2 separate regions of the Homo sapiens genome follow, and region 2 is linked to region 1. Evidence: chromatin contacts called from ENCODE Hi-C or POLR2A ChIA-PET data. All regions are on one chromosome and are shown on one strand. Each heading gives the region's core, a stretch centred on a gene start or an enhancer-like site at or near the end of the contact. The rest is flanking DNA. Distances are from core to core; before and after follow the strand shown.

Region 1 (5,455 bases), core at 2,461-4,960:
TATCACCCAAATAAAAATAACTTTATATTTTTTTCCAGATATAACTAATAAATGTTCATGTTACAAGGTTCAGGGCTCATCCTAACACTTTAGAAGGCCTAGGTGGTAGGATGACCTGAGTCCAGGAGCTTGAGACCAGCCTGGGCAACGTGGTGAGACCCCATCTCTAAAATTAGAAAAATTGGAAAACAAAAAAAAAGAAAGAAAGAAAAAAAAATCTTCGAGTGTAGACTCAGAAATCTGTGTTTCTAACCCCTGCTCCAGGGCATTCTGATGCCGTAGCTCTGCTCCAGTGAGTAGGGAAGGCCAGCCAGTGAAGGCTCACATTGCTGTGGGTGGCAGAAGAGGACAGCAGGAGATTCTGACCAGGTAGATCTTGAAGACAGCAGCAGCTTGACAAATGGAGGTTTCCAGGTAGAGGGAGCAGCTTGCACAAAGGCACAGAGGTGAGAAAGTTAGGGGTATGTTCTGGAGATGGCAAATAGAGTGGGTGAGGTCTGGGTATGGAGGGGCTGTGCAAGATGAGGCTGGAAAGATTCAAATCGAGGAGGGCTTTGAGTGCTAGGCTAAAGCATCAAAATGTACTCTTGCCTCTGGCATTTATTTGCAAAATAGTGGTACACGAGGTAATTGTAGGTGATATGGTACATGTAGGGAGAACATTCTCTTTTCAGTCCCTTCTAAAGTGCTTACATTGAGGAGAAAGTTTCAATTAGTTGCTAGTCTATCTTTAACACCCCTCTGAACACTGCCTAATTTCCTTTCAACATAGAGAAACCCTCCTTAGGCTTAGGGCCTTAGTGTGAAACAAGAACAAGTGTGAATGCCTCATTTCCATGTCTGAATGACTGCTTGCTATTTATGGCAAGGGATACTCTTTTTCTTTTTCTTTTTTTGAGACAGAGTCTCACTCCGTCACCCAGGCTGAAGTGCAGTGGCACGATCTCGGCTCGCAGCAACCTCCGCCTCCTGGATTCAGGTGATTTTTGTTCCTCAGCCACCCGAGTAGTTGGGATTACAGGCACGTGCCACTATGCCTGGCTAATTTTTGTATTTTTAGTAGAGACGGGGTCTCACCATGTTGGCCCTAGCCTCAAGTGGTCTTGAACCCCTAGCCTCAAGTGATCCTCCTGCCTGGCCTCCCAAATTGCTGGGATTACAGGTGTGAGCCACTGTGCCTGGCCGGGATACTGTTTTTTTGAGTATTAAAATTATATAAAGCTTTTCTTTTCTTTTTCTTTTTTTTTTTTTTTTTTGAGACGGAGTTTCGTTCTTGTTCCCCAGGCTGGAGTACAATGGGGCGATCTCGACTCACTGCAACCCCCGCCTCCTGGGTTCAAGCAATTCTCCTGCCACAGCCTCCCGAGTAGCTAGGATTACAGGCATGCGCCACCACGCCCAGCTAATTTTGTATTTTTAGTAGAGACGGAGTTTCTCCATGTTGGTCAGGCTGGTCTCGAACTCCCGACCTCAGGTGATCTGCCCACCTCGGCCTCCCAAAGTGCTGGGATTACAGGCATGAGCCACCGCTCCCGGCCAAAACTTTTCTTTTTAAAATAAGTTTAGTTTTAAAAAAGTGAGTTGACAGGAGCAAAACTGCTAAGTAAATAATGCAAAAGGCAGTGGTGCTCAAATATGGGAAAATAATATGCAGGTGATACCAGAGTCTTGCCTTTGGGAAATGCAGACCCAGGTCCTTTTGTCTTTAGAGCTCACCGGCAATGCGAGGTGTTTCAGGTAGAAGGAACAGCATCAATGGGGTGTTGGCTAGTGTTTAACAGCTGGCTCTCTGAAAAAGCAAAATAAAACACACACACACCAAATCTGATGGTCTGTTTCCATGATGTGAGTACCTCCAGCTGGGCCGAACTGACATCACTGAACACAGTGGAAAGTGATGACTGCAGTTGTCTCTCCTGGGAGCTTCAACACAGTACAGGCTGACAAAAGTGGGCAGGGGGTAAGGGCAGGTGGTGGGAGTGGCCTCTACGCCAGAGAAGGGAATGGAGAGGTCAGGCTGGCTAGAGAGTGGGGTTGAGTCGTCCATGCCCTTGAATGCCAGGATGAGGGCTAAAGAGTCAAATGGAATGGGTGACTTCATATGCAGAAGTTTTTACAAGAGAAGAGAACTCAGTTTGGCCAAGAGAAGTGGGGTCGTCATGTTGGTAATCACGTAACAGTGATCGTTCAGTCATGCGGAATGCTTTCAAGGTGTTGGACACTGTTCATTTTTTATTTTTAGTTTTTGAGGCAGGGTCTCACTCTGTCGCCCAGGCTGGAGTGCAGTGGTGCAATCTTGGCTCACTGCAACCTCTGTCTCCTGGGTTCAAGCGATTCTTCTGCCTCAGCCTCCCTAGTAGCTCGGATTACAGTTGTTTGCCACCACGCCCGGCTAATTTTTGTATTTTTAGTAGAAATGAGGTTTCGCCATGTTGGCCAGACTGGTCTCGAACTCCTGACCTCAAATGATCCACCTGCCTCGGCCTCCCAAAGTGCTGGGATTGCAGGTGTGATCCACCACACCTGGCCGCTTGCAGGGTGTTGGACACTGTGGATATCACCTCATTCATTCTCCTAACAACCCAAGAGAAGAGGAACTGAGGCAAAGAGAAGTTAAGCAAGTTGCCCAAGGCCATACGGCTAGTAAACGGCAGAACGAGGCTCAAACCCAGGCACTCTGGCTCTAGAGTGTGTGTTCCTAACCACTGTGCTCTAGCACCTCGGAACCTTAGTCTCTTCATCTGCAAAATCAGCACTGAGGTGACAAGGCCAACGAGCAGAGGGTTGGAGTTACCCAGAACAACAACAACAACAAAAGTAATAGTAACACATATTTGGTCAAGGCTTAGATTCTGGCGTCATGGGGATCTGGGTTCAAATCCTAATTCTGCCTTAGCCGATTAGGGTCCCTATCCTCTTAAAGCCTTGGTTTCCTTATCTGTAAAATGGGGATATCATGAAGCTGTTAGATGTTAAATGAGAAAATGAATGAGAAAATTGCATGTACTGTCCATAAAGTTGAAAAGATAATAGGGGTGGGAAGGAGAACAGTCCGAGTTTGAATGCAGGTGGGCCCTGGGGCATTGTCTGGACTGAAGGACAAGGGTCAGTTGAATTGCCAAAGAGCTCTGAGACTGGCTGAAGGGACACTCGTCTTGTGCTAGCTGCTAAGACCAAGGGGAAGCCTGTGCCTCGCCCGAATTTTAGTCTTGCAAACAGCTGCTCACCCAGTAGGAGAGAATTGTGATAAAACTCATAGCCACCATTTCTTGAATATCTACTATGCCCCGGGACACAGCAGACTATTTTAGAGAATTTGCGAAGGAAACACAGTGACATCTGTTGGACACCTTGCAAACTACCAGCTCAGGATAGTTAAATTTGAATGTTAGATGGAGGGAACTTCCTTTCCACAATGACATGATTTTGTAAAGCTGAGTGTATGGCAGTTGTCATGATTAAAAGCAAGTGCCATGCAGAAGTTATTGTGTAACAGGAAATGAGATTAGATAGCGTCCAATCTAATCTCAAGGTTTGAGTAGCTGTGGACAGCCCAACAGGCACAGGCCTCCCGTTAGTACATCCATACGAGAAGTTAAGAATGAGTGAAAATAGTTTTTTTTTTTTTAATTTATGTGCATTATTTTTTTCAAGCAGCTACCTTGTTAGGACATACTTAATAGTTATCTTGGCCTACCTACTGCACTTACTAAACAACTGTTCACTTTTTAATTTTTAATTTTCAGATTTTTTTGAGACGGATTGTTACTCTATCGCCCAGGCTGGAGTGCAGTGGCGTGATCTCTGCTCACTGCAACCTCCGCCTCCCGGGTTCAAGCTATTCTCCTGCCTCAGCCTCCTGAGTATCTGGGACTACAGGTGTGCGCCACCACATCCAGCTAATTTTTGTATTTTTAGTAGAGATGGGGTTTTACCATGTTGGCCAGGCTGATCTGGAACTCCTGACCTCAGGTGATCCACCTGCCTCGGTCTCCCAAAGCGCTGGGATTACAGGTATGAGCTACCATGTCCGGCTGTTCCTTTTTTTTTTTTTCTTTTTCTTTTTTTTTTGAGACGGAGTTTCTCTCTGTCACCCAGGCTGGAGTGCAGTGTCATGATCTCAGCTCACTGCAACCTCTGCCTTCTGGGTTCAAGTGATTCTCCTGCCTCAGCCTTCCGACTAGCTGGGATTATAGGTGCCCACTGACAAGCCTGGCTAATTTTTGTATTTTTAGTAGAGACGGGTTTTCACCATGTTGGCCAGGCTGGTCTCGAACTCCTGACCTCAAGTGATCCACCCACTTCGGTCTCCCAAAGTGCTGGGATGACAGGCATGAGCCACTGCGCCCAGCCACTGTTCGCTTTTTTTCTCAGTGGTTCTCTAGTCCATTGCCTTAACCACTCACCATGACTACAGCTCTTATTTGCAGTGACTCTCAAGAATGCAAATGCAAATGCCATTCCTGACCTCGAGTTAATTCAGCTTTGTCCCCTGAGCATGGGGGAAAGGCAGGCTGGGGGCTGGAACTTTCTGCTTGTGTACCTATCTCTTTAGACTCTGGAGGCTCCTCCCCAATCTCTGTCATTCCCTCTCCAACCAAATCCACCTGCCGTCCCAGACTCAAATGCTCAGCCACCTAACTGCCTGAGGACCCAGCAGTTAATGAGTTTACATGCTGGGGGCAGGAGTCAGGGCCAACACTCCTTGGTTCCTCTGGCTCCCTGGAAAGGGAAAGTCACCAAGAGGCAGCTGCAGGCAGCAAAGAGAATAAGCAGGAGAACCTCAAAGCCACAAAGGGACAGCACACAGCATCTTCCCTGTTTAGCCTGGACTTGAGAATGCTGTCCCCAGCAGTAAGCTGCTCAACCTCAAAGCAACTTGCACGGGGGTTTACAAAAAAATGCACTTGGCCGGGCACGGTGGCTCACGCCTATAATCCCAACAGTTTGGGAGGCCGAGGTGGGTGGATCTTTTGAGGCCAGGAGTTTGAGACCAGCCTGGCAAACATGGTGAAACCCTGTCTCTACCAAAAATACAAAAATTAGCCAGGCATGGTGGTGTGTGCCTGTAGTCCCAGCTACTCAGGAGGCTAAGGTAGGAGGATTGCTCGAACCCAGGAGGCAGAGGTTACAGTGAGCTGAGATCGCACCACTGTACTCCAGCCTGGGTGACAAAGTGAGGCTCTGTCTCAAAAATAAAAATAAAACATAAATGCACTGGAGGAAAGAGGGTACCACTCTCCTTAAGGCGGGGGCTGCCAACTTGTCCTGCACAGCCCGTCCGCCTGCCTCAGGTGGACTTAAAGCCCAGCTCTGAGGGACTCTGAGCAGTCATTTAACCTCTCTGAGCCTCTCTTTCCTCCCCTGCAGAAGGGGGATTATAACAGTTCCTAATTCATGAGTTGTTCTTGGAGTGAAATACATTACTGGCCAGGTGAGATGGCTCATGCCTGTA
Region 2 (6,012 bases), core at 1,349-3,848, 190 kb before region 1:
CAGAATAGTTGGAATCCGGGAGACGAAGGCTGCAGCGAGCCAAGATCACACCATTGCACTCCAGCCTGGGCAACAAAAGCGAAACTCCCTCCCCCAAAAAAAGGTTTTAAGGGAAAAACCAGGAAAATTATGGGTGATTTTCAGAAACAGCCTCCAAGATGCTTTGGTGGTAAGTATGAATTCTATATAAGGGGTCTGTGGCTGGGATGAGCTAGTTCTCTGAACCTTTGTTTACTCTTTTGAAAATGGAAACAAACAGCAGTACCTACTTCAAAGAGTTGTTCTGAGGATTAAAAGAGATGATCCATGTAAAGCACCTAGCAGACTGCCTAATCAATAAAAAGCACTCCATTCATCCTAGGTATTATTGTCATTATTACTTCATCCTTATCATCAATGAAGAGAAATTCTCATATGCTACAGGTTGGAGTATAAACTACTATAGCCTATCTGAAAGGCAATATAATAATAGGTATAGATTTTTTTAATGCAAGAATTCTGTTCTAGGAATTTCATGTCTAGGTATTCATCCTTAATACTCTGGAGTTATTAAAAAGGATATGATATACTTTTATGTAATGATATAGACATGTATTTATATCATTAAAGTGTATGATGTATATCACGTACATAATGCAGGTTATATATAACATGTTATATTACATATACTACATATATAATATAGAGCATAATATGATGCATTATATTACAGTCTAATCCCATCTCCTTATTGTTACGTTTTTTTTTTTTTTTTTTTTTTTTTTTTTTTTTTTTGAGACGGAGTCTTGCTCTGTTGCCCAGGCCGGAGTGCAGTGGCTCGATCTTGGCTCACTGCAAGCTCCGCCTCCCGGGTTCACACCTCCGGAGTTCTCCTGCCTCAGCCTCCCGAGTAGCTGGGACTACAGGTGCCTACCACCACTCCCAGCTAATTTTTTGTATTTTTAGTAGAGACGGGGTCTCACCATTTTAGCCATTTTAGCCAGGATGGTCTTGATCTCCTGACCTTGTGATCCGCCTGCCTCAGCCTCCCATTACAGGCATGAACCACAATGCCCAGCCCTTATTGTTACTTTTTAAAGAGACAGGGTCTCACTCTGTTGCTGAGGCTGGAGTGCAGTAGCATGATCATAGCTCTCTGTAATCTTGAACTCCTGGGCTCAAGGGATCCTCCCGCCTCAGCCTCCCAAGTAGCTGGGACTGCAGGTGTACCATGCCCAGATGATTTTTATTTTTGTAGAAATGGGATCTTGCTATGTTGTCCAGACTGGTCTTGAACTCTTGGTCTCAAGTGATCCTCCTGCCTCAGCCTCCCAATGTGCTGGGATTACAGGCATGAGCCATTGTGCGAAGCTTCCATTTATATAAAAAAGCATAGTCTGCACAAAAACTTGTACATTAATATTCAAAGAAGCATCATTCATAATAGCCTAAAAAGTGGAAACAACCGGTAAACGAATAAATAAAATTAGTGTATCCATACAATGGAACAGTATTCAGCCATAAAAAGGAAGTGCTGATACAGGTTACAACACAGATGAACCTTGAAAACATGCTAAGTGAAACAAGTCAGACACAAAAGGCCACATAATGTATGATTCCATTTATGGAAAATGTCCAGAATGGAGAAATCCATAGAAACAGAAAGTAGAGACTAGTGGATACCTGGGGCTGGGGAGGTGGGTAAGGGGAATGACCGCTCATTTGTTTTGGCGGGGGTGGGTGTGAAAATGCTCTAAAAGTTTATTGTAGTGATGGTTGTACAGCTCTGTGAATATCCTAAAGTATCTATAAAACTCTATAAAGTAAAATTACAATTTGTCACAAATTAGTCACTCACCATCCATGAGAAGCCAATGGCCAGTGAGAACCCAGATGAGGACGAGCATGACAGACAGAGAGAATGACAGCAACTCAGCAGCAGTGAAACGTCCACAGCAACCAAAGGAAATCCTGGAAAACACACAACACTTATTGGACAGTGGGCACACTTTATTCAGTAACCAAATTCTCCTTTGGTATTTCGTGATGGCTGGATTAGAATAGCAGATAATACCAAGATAGCTGGAAATCCAAAATACCCAATCCTTTTTTGGAGAAACCTATGGAAAGCTCACAGGAATATACTTCTGCACCAACTGATAATGTCTTTTTGGGACCAATTATCAACATGGGCATTTAGAAGTTTGAAGTGATAATATTAACCTCTGGAAAAGCTAATAAGTATGGAGGAAATTCTATTCTTATGAGGAAAACAAAATGAAGAAATGCCAACAATTCAACTCATTTACCAAAGATGGTATCACTCTATTTAGAAGATTGTAAATCTTTTGGTTATCACTAATTCCTGCGAGCATCAGCTGCCACCAATGACTGGTTTCCTAAGTGCGTTCAGCATCTCCATTAGCACAGAATTTTGTTTCCGTGCAGCAATGACTTTCAGAGTTAAGGTGTGAACACTAGGATTAAACGCAAGTAGGTAGCATATCTAGGCCACCGAAGACCAAAGGCAAAGAAGAACGTTTGAGTTCAACCACTATTCTCATATTTCATCAACTCACAGTAAAGGAATGAAAGCACCGTTTCAAAAGAAAACTGCTCATCTTTCAATGATCTAAGTAGGAAGCACATTACAATGACTCAGACTTCCTAAGTTTTGTTTGTATTTCCTCTGACATGAGAAGGTACAAAAGGAAGTACTAGCTTCTGGCTTTAAAGATCAAATGTGTCACTTCCTGGTCTTTTGGCATTTCTGTGCTCCAGCCAATAACAGAAATTGAGAATCCTAATAATGCTATCAAATATGACAGAAAAATATATACAAGTTTATAATTTAAGAGGAAAGTCCCAAGTCCTTACTTGTTCTGAGGTGAGCAGGGTCTTGTTAAATACTGGCACATCGGGAGGAGAAGAAAAGCAAAAGCTATCGTTGCAAGAACTAGAGAAAGAAAAGGTATAATTTTTTAAAACAATTATAAGAAAAATGGCATGACTTATAGAAACTTCATTCCGCCAAACACTAGACAAGTGGATACGGTTAATTGACTAGAGAAGAAAAATGTCTTCCTTTAATACTGCACAAAAAATCTCTTCATTATTAAAAAAAAGTACCTGATTTGAAGTAGGGGAAAGCATAGGTAAGTTTCCTAAAAGATAAACAGCAGGCCAGGGGATGACCTCCTAACAAGTCTTGTAGCATTTTGCCGATTTTTTTTTACATTTCCATCAATACTTAGCTTGAAAACACATCAAAGAGCTGACAGTCCAATCACTTTGATTAGCTATCCATGTTTCTACCTGCAAGAACGTGGGTAGAGGCTGACAATGGCCTCTATGCCAAGCTCAACCTTCTGGTAATCTAGAAAAAGCGCCACAGCCAAAGCACAGCAATACTGCTCTGGTGTCATAGAATTCCTGCACTTTGACGTCTCCAGCCTTTCTTTCAGATTGTGTGGGCAGGTCTCAACAGATGACGTGGATCAAGAGGTTCAAGGAGGAGTTGGGGAAGGGTGGCGTGGTTGAGACGGAGAAGGCGAAGCCAAGATTTATAAGGAAAAACTTACATGACATGGTATATAAATCTTAATTTTTGAACAATGATAAAGGTGAAAAATTTTCCTTTTAGTATGTTAAGACTAGACAGAGAAACTCATATTTACCTGCTGTACATATTGTAAAAACTACTTGAACTGAGTCAAAGAAGAAGAACATTACTAAAAGAGAGACAGATGCTCCAATTGGAAGGAACAGAGCCTGGGTAGAGTCAATTGTTTGGATGCCTGAAAGAGAAAAACAGACAGATTAATAACTTATTATGCACCAGGCACTGTGCCTATGCACTTCATATACATTAACTTGCAAAAATGCAGACAGTTCTACGGATTATACGTAGGACATGGATTATCCAGGCCCTATGAGTCTTTCTTTCCCAACGAGATTATGAGCTCCTTGTTCTCTTCATGGTGCCTTTCATTACAGCAGACACTCAGGAATATTTGTTGAAGTGAACTACTACCTCCTGGTGTTAACCATCTGGATGACAGGATCCAAACCACCACCGAGAACATTAAGAGGTAGTAAAAACCCAGATTAGTCCATTTGGGTAAATTTGTGGTCTTGAATATAGGTTTGGTAAAAGAGGTGGTTTAAACCCATTGACTAAAAGGACTTCTCATCACCTGTGGGTTTAAGGTACTCATTTTCACTCTTTCTCGTTGTTGCTAATAGTTGAGAACTGACTTGGCTGATGGGGGAGAAGGAGGACAACAAGTCATAGCTGAAAACAGCAAATCAGAAAAATTTTATTTGGCCAGATGTGGTAGCTCACGCCTGTAATCCCAGGACTTTGGGAGGCTGAAGTGGAAGGATGGCTTGGGACCAGGAGTTCAAGACCAGCCTGGGCAACACAGCGAGACCCCCGTTTCTATCTATTAATATTTACAAAAAAAAAAATTTATTTTATGGGAACATTTTAAGGTACCAGAATAGGAGATGAATACGGGAAAATAATCTCTTGGGCTAGAGTAGGATTTAGCGCAAGGGTTCTCAATTCTTGGCTTCCCATTAGAGCTTTAAAAAAATTACAAAGCCCAGGTCCAATCCCAGACAAATTAAATGAAATCACAGGAGTTAGGCCCAGCTAAAAGCTCCTCACAAAACTGTATTTTGCATCTAGGGTTGAGAACCATTAATAGAGTATTTTTGGTAGAGAAGGAAAACATGGCAAACTCTAATAACCACTGAATGAAAAAAAAAATTACCAGTTTTATCTTGTCTCACTTCCAAATTAACTCTATTGAGATGTCATAAAAGCGCACAAAAGGAATCAAAGAAATCTTCATATGATCTATAATAATGAAATAATAGAAGAAAAAGGCTGGGTGTGGTGGCTCATGCCTGTAATCCCAGCACTTTGAAAGGCTGAGGCAGGAGGATCACTTGAGGCCAGGAGTTCAAGACCAGCCTGGGCAAACTAAGGAGACCCTATCTCTACAGAAAATTAAAAAAAAAAAAAAAATTAGGCATGTTATCTTGAGCCTGTAGTTCCAGCTACTTGGGAGGCTGAAGTGGGAGGATCACTTGAGCCCAGGAGTCCAAGGCAAAAAAAAAAAAAAAAAAGGAAAGGTCTCTTCATTATATTAAGGCTACAAATAAAATATGTAACCAGGATAAACATAGCAAGACACAAAGGGTTACAATGATCAACAAAATTTCTCTTAGGTATTTAAATTTGCCTGTCCCCAAAAGAGTTATTTAGGGTTTTTGATTGACTAAATCTATAAAACAAAATGCTTCTCAGGGACTAGGCAGATGAGTGAAGTAATTCACTTAGGAATAGGACAATTCAATTTAGGAAAAGTGAACTATGTGTCATGACAAACAGAAATTATCTTGGAAGCAGTCTGTCCTGACCCTAGTCAAATCCATTCAGCTTGGCCCAAGGATCACTTCGGGAAGTGTATCCATTAGACAAAACTCTATGAAATCTCTAACTAAATTTTACCTAAATAGTTTTTAAATGTAAGTGCTCTACAGTAGTTCAAAGAACAGCTAGAGGAAGCTACAGATTTTCAGTGCCTTTCACTACAGAAAATAATGTTTCTCAGATAAATAACTTTATCATAGGAACAAAGCATCAGGGAGTCTATAGACAGATTATACTGATTCAAAGTATGAAGAGAAAATTAAATGGCTAGCTAGAATAAAGACTGTAGTGGTGAGGTATATAAGAGATGCATTTGTTTATAATAAAGCTAAATTTTAAAAGTTCAGTCTGCAATTACATGCGAAACTGAATACAAAGGACCTTTCTGGCGTATTAGATAGAATGCACAGATTTTTTTTTTTTTAAACCACAGATTTTTGAACCAGGAGGCGATGTCACAGGGCAAGTAAAGCGCCTTTAGTTCCTGACAATATGCTACCTAAAACAATGTCCATGACTTCAGTACTCCATTTCCTAAAGTTCTGGAGATAAAGGTCTTGAATGGGAAAGAAAGAGGTAATTAATTAGAA

The links. A loop is a pair of places that touch in the nucleus more often than their neighbours do. ChIA-PET counts read pairs that join two places held with the same protein, here RNA polymerase II (POLR2A). Pooled maps may share reads with other maps.
Region 2: a loop to region 1 is called in a map of B cell, with 2.5 times the contacts of the local background. The contact joins the enhancer-like site here to the promoter of HNF1A-AS1 in region 1. A Hi-C loop is called at or near these places in 3 of 168 maps with a recorded cell type or tissue (B cell, CD8-positive, alpha-beta T cell and PC-9), 16 of 37 single-sample maps with no recorded cell type and 14 of 50 pooled maps. POLR2A ChIA-PET finds 5 or more read pairs at or near these places in 5 of 52 experiments (CD4-positive, alpha-beta T cell, GM12878, PC-9 and 2 more).

The regions. Positions count from the first base shown.
Region 1 is chr12:120,968,582-120,974,036 of GRCh38, forward strand. It overlaps HNF1A-AS1 (HNF1A antisense RNA 1), which reads right to left and starts at 3,711. Exons shown (of 1, transcript NR_024345.1): 1 at 1,257-3,711. RefSeq lists an enhancer at 4,304-4,831.
Region 2 is chr12:120,780,818-120,786,829 of GRCh38, forward strand. It overlaps SPPL3 (signal peptide peptidase like 3), which reads right to left. Exons shown (of 11, transcript NM_139015.5): 4 at 3,657-3,776; 5 at 2,857-2,935; 6 at 1,838-1,950. Among named protein-coding and RNA genes, the nearest start is that of ACADS, 58 kb to the left of the region's middle. RefSeq lists an enhancer at 2,225-3,424. Within about 2 kb of position 2,599, at least 6 of the 41 ENCODE cell types and tissues checked have a DNase peak (open chromatin) inside an H3K27ac peak, as active enhancers do; they include PC-9, where a contact is called at or near this core.